Linked DNA regions of Homo sapiens: all the other regions are linked to region 1. The links are chromatin contacts, found by Hi-C or POLR2A ChIA-PET in ENCODE. All regions are on one chromosome and are shown on one strand. The core of a region is the stretch at or near the end of the contact, and the rest is flanking DNA. Distances in the headings are between cores, read along the strand shown. Region 1 holds the start of BUB1B (BUB1 mitotic checkpoint serine/threonine kinase B). Region 2 holds the start of CHST14 (carbohydrate sulfotransferase 14). Region 3 holds the start of KNL1 (kinetochore scaffold 1).

What was found. Hi-C counts contacts between places; a loop is a spot of excess contacts on that map. ChIA-PET counts read pairs that join two places held with the same protein, here RNA polymerase II (POLR2A). Pooled maps may share reads with other maps.
Region 2: a pooled map shows a loop between it and region 1 (2.7-fold over the local background). The contact joins the promoter of CHST14 here to the promoter of BUB1B in region 1. A Hi-C loop is called at or near these places in 5 of 50 pooled maps. POLR2A ChIA-PET finds 5 or more read pairs at or near these places in 2 of 52 experiments (OCI-LY7 and Panc1).
Region 3: a pooled map shows a loop between it and region 1 (7-fold over the local background). The contact joins the promoter of KNL1 here to the promoter of BUB1B in region 1. A Hi-C loop is called at or near these places in 4 of 50 pooled maps. POLR2A ChIA-PET finds 5 or more read pairs at or near these places in 2 of 52 experiments (GM12878 and OCI-LY7).

The regions. Positions count from the first base shown.
Region 1 is chr15:40,158,826-40,163,558 of GRCh38, reverse strand. It overlaps BUB1B (BUB1 mitotic checkpoint serine/threonine kinase B), which reads right to left and starts at 2,490. Exons shown (of 23, transcript NM_001211.6): 1 at 2,304-2,490. The coding sequence starts at 2,338. RefSeq lists enhancers at 1,335-2,099, 2,107-2,236, 2,257-2,356.
Region 2 is chr15:40,468,356-40,472,788 of GRCh38, reverse strand. It overlaps CHST14 (carbohydrate sulfotransferase 14), which reads right to left and starts at 1,805. Exons shown (of 1, transcript NM_130468.4): 1 at 1-1,805. The coding sequence starts at 1,575. The coding sequence ends at 445. RefSeq lists enhancers at 38-941, 2,224-2,333 and silencers at 1,394-1,643, 1,694-1,933.
Region 3 is chr15:40,591,914-40,596,298 of GRCh38, reverse strand. KNL1 (kinetochore scaffold 1) reads right to left here and starts at 2,050. Exons shown (of 26, transcript NM_144508.5): 1 at 1,907-2,050. TRS-GCT4-2 (tRNA-Ser (anticodon GCT) 4-2) reads left to right here and starts at 2,393; the gene lies at 2,393-2,474. RefSeq lists enhancers at 1,571-1,890, 2,111-2,330 and a silencer at 2,451-2,500.

The sequences.
Region 1 (4,733 bases), core at 1,241-3,740:
GTGAAAATTTCAAGAAGTACCTCCTACCACCACAAAGTTCAAAAAACAAATAGTAACACTATAGTGGGCATGCTGGGCACTTTCATAAGGCATTGTTTATTGTCATGCATTTATATGATTATCATACACACTTTATATAAACTTTTTAAATAGAGACAGGCCTTACTATGTTGCCCAGGCTGGTCTTGAACCGCTGAGCTTAAGCAATCCTGTTGCCTCAGCCTCCCGAAGTGCTGGGATTACAGGTGTGAGCCACCGCTCCCAGCCTTTACAGATTTTTATTTTACAGTAATTTGTATTCATTCCTTCATTCATTTTCCAACTCACTTATTCTAGTTCGGGGTTGAGGGTGGCCAGAGCCCATCTCAGCAACTCAGAGAGGAACCAACCCTGGACAGGACACCACTCCATCACAGGGAGCATCACATTCACACCCATTCAGACTGGGATCATTTAGACACGCCAATTAACAGGCACATCTTTGGGATGTAGAAGGAAACTGGAGTACCTAAGGAAACCCATGCAGACATGCGGAAAACATGAAAACTCCACATACACAGCAGCCCCGCAATGAATTGATTTTTTTTCTCATCAACATTATAACGAAACGATGTTATACCAGGACCTGCTCTATATTGTGTGAACTCTGTAAAGGTAAGGGCTATGCCATTTATTTTTGTATGCCCATGATCTAATACGAGATATAACACTATTATGCCCTGTTTGTTGAATTCATCTGAACTTTCTTCTCTTGCTCTTAAAAATAGTGAATTACACTATCTCAGTTAAATATCCCAAATTGAGCTAAGACTGCCCCCACTTCCTCCCAGACCTGCTCCTCCCACAGTCTTCCTCTTTCTCAAATAAATGGCAATCCCATTCTTCAGTTACCCAAGCCAAAAATCTTAGTGCCAACTTTGATGCCCTTCTCATACCCCTCAGTCAGTCAGCAAGTCCTACTGGTTCTACCTTCAAAATATATACAGAAATCAACCACTTATCATCATCTCCACTGTTTTCCACCTGGCTCAACTCACTTTTGAGCTGAATTATTTCAATAACCTCTTAACTGGTGTCCCTTGCTTCCATCCTTTGCTGCCTTTAGTGTATTCAACACTACAGCCAAAGTGACCCCATTTAAACCCAAGTCAGATTATGTCTTTCCTTTGCTCAAAACCTTCCAATGACTTTTGATTACAACTAGAGTAAAAGCTAAGTCCTTACAATCTGCATCTTCACCATTTTTACATAATATCCTTTTACTCTTCTAGTTAATTCTGCTCCAGTGACAATGGCCTTGGACATGCCAGGTGCAACTTCCTCCCCTAGCTCTCACCCTCAGCCTTTGTACTCTCCTCAGATATAGAACCTCTAGCTTTTGAGATTCCTTCAAGTCTTGACCAAAGTGACATCTCCTCAGTGAGACTCCAGTGTTCAAGTTAAATTGCACCAATCCCCACCCCCAATATTCACTACACCCAGTTGCTTTATTATTTTTTTTAGTACTGACCACATCTCCACCTAACAGTTTGTCTTTATTGTCTGACTCCCCCACCTTCATCCCATGCCAGAACTTAAGCTTCATGAGGGTTGAGATTTTTGTGTCTGTATATTTGCTGCACTCAGAGCTTAGCCAAAAAAATACTTGTTACATGAATGAAAGAGCCCATGACATAGCACTTATCTAGGTATTGCGGGCACCACAGTGAAAACACATACAGATTTCCAACCTAGAACTGCAATATAGTTTTTTTAATACAAGGAAAAGCCGCAAACATGCAGAAAAAGGCTTTTAGATCTCTATGTTATTGGCATAATTTAGATCTCTATGATATTGGCTAAAGGCTTTCAGATCTCTGTGCTATTGGCATAGCACCTGCCATTTGTTGAGCGCTTATTTGGAAGCAGTTACTTAACAAATACTTTGAATTCCCCCAGAACCACGTAAGGCAGCATTAACATCAGCATTTTCCATACAAACGATTTGCCCAAGGTCAAACAACTAGCAGGTGGCTGAGCTGAGTTACAAACAGACAACATTGCAACTTCCAAACTCTTTGTTCCGCTGGGGTCCCGCAGCCTTCTTCGCTTTGAAGCTGGATGCGGCAGGATTCGCACGTGCCCTCAGTCCACTGCGTTTTCACCTCCACCTCCGGCATTCTACTCCAAAAGGAAGGAGGCTCCGGTGGGGTCTGTTCTGACGGTGCCGATCTCCCCCTCGACTGCTCCGAGCGGAGCCTTCTATTACCTACCAGGCCGTGTCCTCTCAGGCCCAGCCCCCAGCAGCTTTCTCCCGTACCTACCTCAGAGCACCCCCTTCCTTCTTCACCGCCGCCATCCTGCATTCCTGGCTCAGGTCCTCGTCCTGCTGCAGGCCTTTCCTCTGGGCCACAGACCGCCTGGGCTTTCTTCCGCAACCTGCCCTCGGAGCTACAGAAGCGACCAAGGCACGTACACGACTCCCTAACAAACCGGCCACCTCAAGCCCACACCCCTAGCCGCCAAGTTTCAAATTTAACGGTCCCGCGCGGTCGACGTGGCCACGCCCCTCCGCTCCTCCGTGCTCTCGCGTCTCGCCCAAGGCATTCTGGGGCTTGTAGTTTATGCCTGTTTAGTCCGCGAACTCGCGGTGCATAATGGGAATTGTAGTTTTTGGGATTCAATGGCCGTGGAAGTGCAGCAGGCTTAGGCAAAACAAATACCCCCAGGTGCTGTCTTGAGTCGCGGCTCGAAGCCGAGTCTCTGAGCCGAGCGAGGAACACTTAAAGCACCAGAACTTCTTTGCTGTTTTGAGTGTTGGGAGATGTCTCTGAGTGCTTGCACTTGGCGTGACTCTTGTAGGGTGACTACCCCTGCTGTCTGCCCCAAATCTCACCCGTCCGGAGTTCTTAGGCCACTGACCTAGCTGTTTCCTGCCCCACCCTTGAATTCAAAAAGCTGGATTCTAGTTCTGTAAAATCATACCAAATGTGCAACCTTAGGCAAGCTACATAATCTTTCTGACCATCAGTTTTCCTCATCTATAAAGTGATGATACTGTCTTGCTTTCTCTTCTGCTCAGTCCACAAGCAGTAAACACAGCCATGCTATGGTTCCCAAGGTGTTACCTCTTTTCCCCTTCAGGGGACTAGCCTTGACTGACATTAAACTGTTTGTTGCAATTTCAATTTTCTGAGGAAGAAATTGTGATAGCTCAGATGTGACCAGGGGAGTAGAGTCTTTTTGTTTGTTTGGTTGGTTGGTTTTGTTTTAGAGACAGGGTCTTCTTCTTGCTCTGTTGCCCAGGCTGGAGTGCAGTAGCCCCATCATGGGGCTACTGCATTCCAGCCTCCAACTCCCGGGGTCAAGTGATCCTCCCACCTCAGCCTCCGCAGTAGCTGCGATTACAGGCATTAGCCACCTTGAGGAAGGAACAGGGTCATTTAAGAAAGCCCAGGTACAGGGGAGTTCTCCTTTATGACTGTGGGGATGGTCAGAGAGGTGGCACTTCCCAGAGGCAGATGCTGAGGATACTGTCCACTACCCTCTGGTTCTTAGTTCCCAGCTTTCTGTCTTTGTTCATGTTATATAAGTCCTTCTTTCCTCTGAATCATCAGGACTCTTGATTCCAAAGAAGTAGAAATCCAACTTAAATCGGCCTACTCAGAAAAGGGAATTTACTGTCTTTTATATATAAAAGACTTCAGATAAAGCTTAACCCAGGACTCATGTGGACTGGGCCTCTCTCCATTTCTCGCCTCTACTCTTGTTGTTGGCTTATTGTCATTCTCCATTGGGTAACAGATTCACGACTTTATCCTTACAGGTTCAAATTCAGACTTAGGAGTCACCCTGCTTAACCCCTTCCTCCCAAACAGTCACTGGGGATAGTGGATTCAGGGCTTTGATTGTTCAGAACCAAGTCATGTGTTTCACCTTGGGACTGAGAGAGGGGAAGGGGTGATTCCTCATAGGAAATTTTGGTTACTCTTTACATCAAAGTCCTCCACATCCAGGAAGCTTTCCTGGATCATATGAGGTGTGGTGCGTGGGATTCTCTCACTGGCTCATTTTATCTCTTACCTTATGTCAGTACTGGCCTAGCACTTCATTTTCTTTCAACAGGGTGTCCTGTTCATATCTACAGCTTCTCAATTTTGACTATTTCCTACAAACAATCTTGGAAACGTAGTGTTTGGTCTTTTGATCTCAGTCTTTCCTATAACCTAGTCGGATTCCCCATAAACTCTGCTACGATGTAGAATGCATTCAGGCTAAACCCCTTGCTTGTTTCACTACGGGAAAAGAAGGAGGTAGGTAAAACAAAACTCCAAAATGTATGACAGAAGGTACTCTGTGGTTTAATTTGGAAAATGAGTTTTTAGGGATGTCCCATGAACTGATGGGTGGAGCTCCCAGCAAGCAAGGTTTGCCTTTGAGGAAGAGGAATGCTGAAAGCAGCAGGGTTTGTCTGTGGACTTGGGGGAACTGGAGTGAGTGGGGCACAGGATATCCACCTTGGATTGTGACCCTTTGTTGGCCTGGTCCCAAGGACTTACGGTTTTGTGGAGTGAGGGCCTGAGGCAGTGGCCTTAAGAGCTGGTTCTATGTACTTTGGAAGGCTGAGGCGGGCGGATCACTTAAGGTCAGGAGTTCAAGACTAGCCTGGCCAACATGGTGAAACCCCGTCCTACTAAAAATACAAAAATTAGCTGGGTGTGGTGGTGCATGCCTGTAATCCCAGCTACTCCGGA
Region 2 (4,433 bases), core at 556-3,055, 310 kb before region 1:
CACTCTAGTCCTGAGGCACATGGGGTGGATAAATGGGGGATCAGAGCCACAGGGTCCCTGGCTCTGGTCATGCTTGCCCCTGGCTGGTACCATCTCTGAGTTTGGCCACAGGTTAAATTAAGGTAGACCAAGTGGACTGCATAATCCTGGCAGCCCGGGGTCTGGAGCCAGTCTTTAGATCAGATGTGTTGCTTCATTGGCAAACTGGTGTCTGCCCCCCAAGAGATCCCCCCAATGAGGAGCAGCAGGTCTCCTGCCTAGCCCTGTCCTCTGAGTCACTGTGGGTGCCCACCCTGGACAAGGAACTTCTGAGGGCAGTCTCTGCCATCCAGGATCCTGAGAAGCCCCAAGCCCCAGAGCCAGAGTTTCTCCGAATGACAGGCAGAAGCACAGAAAGCTGGCGTTGAAACCAGTCCCCACCAGCTGCTGGCCCCACACCCATGGTCACTGCTGACACGCCTCCTTGGTGACATTAGGCAGTGGGTAGGCAAAGAGGGAGAAGTCCAGGATATACTTAGGCAGCACATCCTGCAGCAGGGCCCGGGGGGCACTGCACAAGTGGTAATGCAGGCTTTCGGGGCTGGCTGGCCGGTACCAGGCCTGGCGAGCTGGAAATCGGACGTGAGGTGGTGCCCGTACCCACTCCAGCACCTGATTTGCATCAGCCTCCAGCCTCTCATAGGAGCCCACAAAGTCATAGTGCACGGCACAAGGCTGGCACAGGTGGTACACGGGCATCCAATGCTCATTCATGCGCTCAGGGTCCTCATCCACCAGGTATCTCAGGAACTCGGGGAATGTGACATCGTCGCCTGCAGGGCTGGGCCCCGCTCCAGCCCTGTACCGCCTCACTATCTCAGCCCCATAGCGTTGCTGGTACTCTCGGATCTCGCCAAACTTGTTGCGGTAGGCAGAGAGGAGGCGTTCCAAGGGCTCCCGCACAAACAGGAACTTAAAGTAGTGCTGCAGGCGGTAGCGAATCTCCTCAGGCCGCAGGTCGGCCAGGAACACCAGGTCACTGCGGTGGTCCATCTTGAGGCGGACGTCCACGCTGTCCAGGACGCCTGCCAGCACCTTCATCACCCGCTTCCAGTTAGAGCAGGCCACCTTGGGGACGTAGCAGTAGAGGAAGCGGTAACGGTCACTTACGAGGATGTGGCGCAGCAGGGTGCGCCGCTGCCCCACCGGCAAGTCCCAGGGGTCCCGGGGCATGCCTGGCTGTCCGCACACCGCCCGCAGGGTCCTGTTCCGGACGTCCTGCCGCACTTGCAAGTCCGCGTCCCCAGCCCTGAGGGACAGGCCCCCAGGCTTGGGGGCTTTCCCGCGCCAGGCTGTGCCCTCGCGGCCGGGCGGGTGCAGGGGCAGGGGCTTCATCTCGGCCAGGATGCCCCGCTCGATCATGAGCAGCAGCCCGCTGGAGGCCACGATCACCGCAAACATCAGCATGGACGGCAGCAGCAGGGGCGGCCCACCCAGCCCCGCCCGGGCCCTGCCCAGAGGGGCCCGCCTCAGCGCCCGGCCCAGGGGCTCGGCGCCATTTGGGGCCGCCAGCGGGGTCAGCGGGCGGGGGAACATGGTGCTCAAGGGGTGGGGGCCTGCGCGGGCCCGGCCGATCCGAGGGCGGCCTGGAAGGCGGGCTCGGGCTGGGGGCGGGAGGAGGGTCTGGGACCGGGGGTAGTTGGGGAGGGGAGGGCAGGGGACAGCCCTGGCGCGTGTAGGGGTGGCCGGCTCCCGGGCTGCGGCGCCGAAGCGGGCGGCGGGCGGCGGGCGCGGCGAGGGACCCGGGCCGGATGTCCCGCCCGGCCGCTCTCCACCCCCGGCCTCGCAGTGACACAGGCGCGGGGGCGGGCCCACGCCGGGGGCGGGGAGAGGGGCGGGCGCCCCTGCGGGGCGCGGGCTTGGGAGGGCGCACGCGGACCCCTACCCGGAAGAGGGCGCCTGAGTCAGGGCCACCCCTGTCCTCTGGGCTTGGGGACAAAAGCTCCTGAGACCTCGAAGGCAGAAAAGACTCGAGGCTGCTCTCCTGCAGCGTGTGTCCTCAGGGAAGTGGACAAGGGGGATTCGCCACAAACTCAGGCCTGTCCTAGCCCTTCCTCCAGCAACGGGTCTGGAGGCAGGGAGGCGGGCAGCGCTCTCTCCGAGTCCAGACGTGCCGGAGGCTGGTCTTTCCAGCTGGAAGCGGAGCCCTCGGTGTGCTCCCCCTTGCCACCCTTAACTCCCTCCGTCCTGCAGGTCGTGGCCACTCCAGGAAGGAGAAGCAGAACTGTCAGACACTGACCAGTCTCCATGGTGACCCTTGTGTTTAGCAATACCTGGGGACTGACTACAGTGCTTGTCCACTGGGTAATGCTGAAATGTCTGGAAATGGAGTCTCCCCTCCTCTGCCTTCTCCTCATGAGGCAGTGGGATAACTGGGCACTCTGGGGAGGGTCTGACACATTGGTCCATCAGCTGCTGGTGTGGCCAACACACATTTGGAAGGGTGAGGAGCTGGGGGCACAAAACAGCAGGGAAACAGCACGTAGTCTCCTTGCCTGGAGCTAGATGTGTGCTCCATGGCACCAGGCTGGTCACTTGGGCGGACAGCAGACCCGAAGTGCTTTGGATGTCAGCAACCACCATTTCCCACTGGGAACCTGGCTCAGTAGCCAGACTTGGTCCAGCTATGTGCTTGCTGCCTGCAGAGAGCCAGCAAGCCTCTGAAGCAGCAGAGGAATATGATTAGAGCCCAAGTGTACTGAGGACAGCGCCCACTAAGTGTTTTATATTCATTATCTCCTTTAGTTGTTACAGCCACCCTGGCAGGGAGCTAGTGTGGACATTCCCTTTGTACAGCTGAAGTAACAGAGGCTCAGGGAAGATGTGACTCAGTATGGGTGGTTCTGAGTCTAAAACCTAAATTTCTAATCACGGCCCTTCAGAGATTAAAGGAGCATATCATGGAATGGCTAGAAGGGAGGAAGCAGCTGACTCGAGGGCGGACTGTACAGAGCAGGTGATGGAAAATAGAAGATACCAGTGGGAGAATGGAGCTACCAGTGATCAGATGAATTCAGAAGGGTGAGGGGACTTGAGGGATGAGGTGATACTAGAGGGCTCACTGATGACCCCACAATCCCAGCAACAGGAAAAGCACACAGATGAGCCAGGGGAAGGAACGGTAAAGCCTTGCAGCCTTCCAGCTCTCCAGGGCAGGCTCTCCACATCTGATTGCCCCAGTGCATCTGCAGGCTACCACCTGTCCATTTGCTGCACCAGAAGTTTGCGTGAAGGTTCTGCCTTGTCTACACTGCTCCTTGCTTCCAATAATCCTAAAGGTATACATTTCTGGTGATAGGATTTTCTATTAAAATCATATTTTCCAGTAAGTATGTCCTTTAAACCAGGAGAGGAAAAAAAGGCCTTAGACCTTTAAAAATCTTTTGATAATGTGGCCACATGTGCTCCCTTCTGTGTTACAGGGTAGTTTTCTGTGTTAGCAGTCAGGGTGAGGCAGGGGGAGTCCTTGGGCCTGGTACTTATCTCCATACCAATTTCTTGTCTGTAAGATAAGGACAAGCTACCACTCGCCTCAAGGGAGTCTTGTGGACACCACACTGAAGGCAGAGCTAGAAAAATCCATGGTGGTGTCTGTGCCACCAATAAATTCTGAAAAAATGTTCCTGCCCACATGCACCATGCCTTAGCAAAATGCAGAAGTGGAGGCGGGGCGGGGGGGTGCTGTGGCTCCCAGGAACCTCTATGGCCTTAGAGCTGCCCCACCTGGAACATGGTCAACACTGAGGCTTCCAGGCTGGGACCAGGGCTGGGCTGAAGCAGGGGTCAGCTGGCCGCAGACCCTTGGCCCCATGATGTGGCCTTCCTCAGCAAGCAAGAAGCACCAGCTGCAAGACACTGAGGCCCTAGGACAGTGCTGGCCAGTTACCCAAGGTGATGAGGAGGGATGCTTTTTTTTTCTTTTCTGAGACAGGATCTCACTCTGTCACCCAGGCTGCAGTGGTATGATCACGGCTCACTGCAGCCTCGTGCTCTTGGGATCAAGCAATCCTCCTACCTTAGCCTCCTGACTGAGACTATAGGCATGCACTGACATGCCGGGCTAATTTTTAAATTTTTCGAGAGACATGGTCTATGTTGCCTAGGCTGGTCTTAAACTCCTAGGCTCAAGTAACCCTCCTGCCTCTGCCTCCCAAAGCACTGGGATTACAGGCAGGAGCCACTGCATGAGGCCAGTGATAAGAAGGTATCTTTGCCATGTACCTACTTGGGGACCAATTTCCAGGTCACTGGTCAGGTGAGGGCTGGCAACTGAAGTATTTCACACAGACCTAAGCAGGCAGCTGTGGCCACCATGAAATCAAGAAGTCAACTCCAAGTTCCCAGTCCCTCTGTCTCCTTCCCTCACTCTCTTTTCCCTCTGCTTCCCTGCCCTC
Region 3 (4,385 bases), core at 801-3,300, 430 kb before region 1:
TCTCACAAAAAAGAATAAATAAATAAATAAAATTTAAAATATCATATTTTCCTTCAATTTCTGTATTTTTTTAAATGGCTACTAAGTTTGGGACATATATACTTAATGTTTGGACCCAACCACTGTACTCAATAAATAGACTGTTAGGTATTTCTTTGATCTCAGGGTGCCATGCATCAAGAAAATTTGGGAACCACTACTCTAAATAATCCGTAGGTCCTCAAACAGCGACTGAGCCCAATTAGCCTTTGAGCTAAGAGTGTTTTTTTACCCTTTTAATGGATTGTAGAAAACAAGGCAAGCAATAACAACTAAACAAAGAATATGTGACAAAGACCATGTAGCCTGCAAAGCCTGAAATATTTACTATCTGGCTCTTTGCCCACTCCTACATTTATACGACCGATATCTAGAGTTAGTATTTTCCGGGATTGTAGGAGGATAAGAGTGAAATGACAGAGACTCTAGACCTGTGCTGTCCAATATAGTAGTTATTTACATTTAAATTAATGAAAATAAAATAAAATTTAATAATCAGTTCTTTGGTCACAATAATGACATTTCAAGTGCTCCATAGTCCCATGTCGCTAATGGGTAGTATGTTGGAGTGCACATATAAAACATTACCATTTTCACAGGAAGCCCTGTTGGACAGCACTGCTTTACTGGCAATATCTAGAGTCAGTATCTTTTACAGTCTATTATTTAACATCGAACACATCATTAATACTACCATTCCAAACATTTTAATTCAATTTACATGTATTTATCATCTTGTAAAGATTTCCAGCCATTCGCAAAGTCAAGAATTATACTGCTTTGACCCTAACCTTTAATTACCAAAATTTTACCACATATTAACTCCCATCTGTAAATCATCTCTCCAACCAACGTCCACCTCAAATGCGGTCTTCTCCACAAATCCATCACCAAAAGCATCAAATAAGCTCTCCCTTTTCCGTGCTCCCACACCACTTTAGAATGTCCTATAATCTTTTACATTCTGTCTTGTATTCTAGTTATTTGTGTATATTAGTTATTTCCCTTTGTAAACCCCTCTAGGTTTGGGAATCATCTGTCCCCGGCCCTATCACAGGATAAGGAACCCAATAAATATCTACAGGATTCGACGGAAGTGAAAACATCAATTTTAATATCTAGACTGGAATAAGCTTCTGCTTTGGTCTTCATCCACATCCTTTATCTGTTAATGCCTATTAAACCTATCTGTAAAATTCCAATCGGCAATACTTTTTCCTCCCTCAAACTTGAGTATTTAAATAAACGTGAAGAATAAGGGCTTAAATCCTGAGGAATAATGAACAGAAGAGGATTTTTAAAAACTAATTTGCGCAGTACTAATATTGACTTCATTTGTTAAGGTTATTATACTTGCAGAAAACGAAAAATCTGTTACGTGCGGCCAGCACTCCGAGCAGACACCTTAAACCACGAAGAGCTGAGAATTTTAAAATCACTCATTGCTGTCACTTCATTTAGAGCCAAAAAAAGCTTAAGTGAGAAATACAAACAGCCGAGAGGTCCCTAGGGAAGAGCGGCAGGGGTGCAAGAAGAGTCCGCGAGCCCTGACAGAGGACGGCAGGGCGGGGCGGAAGAGGACGCCAAGAGAGCGACGGACAAGCAACCCGAGCCGGGTGGCCGGAGGGGCCGAGGTGCAGGCGGAGAAGTGTTAGGGAAGCGGGAGGCGGCACAACGTACAGGCCGAGGAGGGGAAAAAGGGCACAGTGTGCCCGGCCCGGGGCAGGGGCGTCTACTCGGCCCGGCGCTAACGGAGGCCGCCAGGCTGAGGGAGCGTACCCTACCTCCCACCGCAGGAACTTCAGGGCGCCCAGACAAAACCCGAAGCCTTCCCTGAAGCCCAGAACGAAAGAGTCATTCTCTTTACCTGCCGCGGCAAACCTCCTCGACAAATTTTGCGCAGACTTGTTTGGGGTCCACACGCTCTGAGTTTCCTTAGAGCGGAAACAGACAGCCGCCTCTAGCAGTCCGCTCACAACGCCCGGCTCGCCTCAGTGAAGTATTCAAATCTAACCGCCTAGGTGATGCGCACGCGCAAAGCGGCTCTACGCGTCGGCTCCGCCCCTTAGGTTCCAGACCAACCCTATTTCTAAGACTCCTTTAGGGAAACTACTTTCCCAGACTCCGTGCCAATTTTATTTCCTTCAGCTTTATCTCTTTTTCGACCGAATTTCCTCTGCCCCTCCCCAGTGGAGACCTCCCCCACAATCGTGGGAGCGGCCATCTTCTTTCGATTGCTTGCTATGGAAGTGATTGGACTTTGGCTTCCGTACAAAATGGCGGCTTCCATAACATTGCGTCACAGCCCCTTGATATTACTCCCTATAGCAATCAGGAAACAGTAACTTACCGGGACGAGGTGGCCGAGTGGTTAAGGCGATGGACTGCTAATCCATTGTGCTCTGCACGCGTGGGTTCGAATCCCATCCTCGTCGATGTGGTGGCTTACTTTTGCTTGTAACCAAAGTAAATTTGCAGAGCAGAATAAATTTTTTAATAACCAAAGTAAATTTGCAGAGCAGAATAAATTTTTTAATAACCAAAGTAAATTTGCAGAGCGGAAAAACTTGAATACTTATTATTTATTACTCAATTAATCTGGCACCATCAGTTTCAGGCCTGAAATGTTGAAATACAGTATTTGGAACGTTCTGACATCACAGATAAAGAAAAGGGAGGGAAAGAGACTTTCCAGGAATCAGAAATCATGCTGGATTTAATTTCTTTTTATATGGAGTTAACAACAGTGAATAGAATTCCACAATTATTACCATCCCATATGTTCCAATGCTGCTCTGTTCCAACTTTAACACAGCTCCTAACTGAGGAGTTTCAATTATTGTAGACTGTTACTCTGGGGTTTTTAACACCTGTCCTGATTATGAGATACCAGGTTTCACTTCAAAAGCTACCATGAGACACTTTATCCGGTATTTATTATCTACAGGCACCACATGTTTTACATGAATTACATCACTATAACCCTTGATCATGACAAATATTTTTATTACTCCATTTTACAGATGAGGAGACTGAAAGATTAGCTTGCCCGAGGTTATACAGCTTCTAAATTGAAGAAAGGAGAGTGTAACCCAAATCTACTAGACGCTGGCTTAATCACCCTTCTAATCTGTGCTGTAGATTAATAATTAGTATTTATCAATCCTACACTGTGCTGTAGATTAATAATCAGTATTTATCAATCTTTTGCAGTCATGGTTTACAGATTGTCTCCTCCACAAGGCTGTCTGCATTGCACCATGCTCCACAACACGGCCTCTGGCAGGTGCTTCAGCAAGGTTTGGGCACTGAGTATGGAAAGCAGTGGCCCCATTCTCTGCTGGCTCCAGTGGCTTCTTTCTGTTACAGATCCAAATCCGTTGGGAATGTTGATACCTCCTTGGGCTCAGGACATTGAGTCACCCTTCCTTAGCCTTGCTCTCCAATGCATTCTCTACCCTGCTGCTAGGAAGGGTTTCTGCTGGGTTCCACGCATTTCCAAGGGGTCCATGGATAGAATTCAGTGGGTTATTTGGTTCAGAAAAAGATTTCATCCTTATTTCCACACTCCCTAATTGAAAGCACATCCTTCAATAACGGTAAGCAACTAACTACAGTAATATTAACCTTATCCATTATTTTGTCACCAATAGAAATCACAGATATTTTTATATCAGATTACTGTTATTGCTTTACGCTCATTGCTACTTCAAAATTGTGGTAATTTTTAGACCTGCTATTATGTCTTGTAATGTTATGCATTCATAAAGAAGTGCATGCATTAAGCTGGGCGCGGTGGCTCACACCTGTAATCCCAGCTCTTTGGAAGGCTGAGGTGGGTGGATCATTTGAGGTCAGGAGTTCAAGACCAGCCTGGCCAACATGGTGAAACCCCATCTGTACTAAAAATACAAAAATTACCCGGGCGTGGTGGCACGTGCCTGTAGTCCCAGCTACCGGGGAGGCCGAGGCAGGAGAACTGCTTGAACCCGGGAGGTGAAGGTTGCAGTGAGCCAAAATCATGCCACTGCATTCCAGCCTGGGCGACAGAGCAAGACTCCATTTCAAAAAAAAAAAAAAAAGTGCATGCATTATTATATTATTACATCACAAACTTTGAGAATATTTTGGCAACTATTCCAACAAAATTGGTTGCCTTTGTATTCTAACATATTTAATTTTATACATTTAAAAACAACATTCTGGCCAGGCATGGTGGCTCATGCCTGAAATCTCAGGAGCAGCCCTTGAGTCCGGGAGTTCAAAGACAGTCTGGGCAACATAGTGAGGCCCCTGTCTCTACAAAAAAATTTAAAAATTTAATCAAAATTTAAAAAAAATTCTGA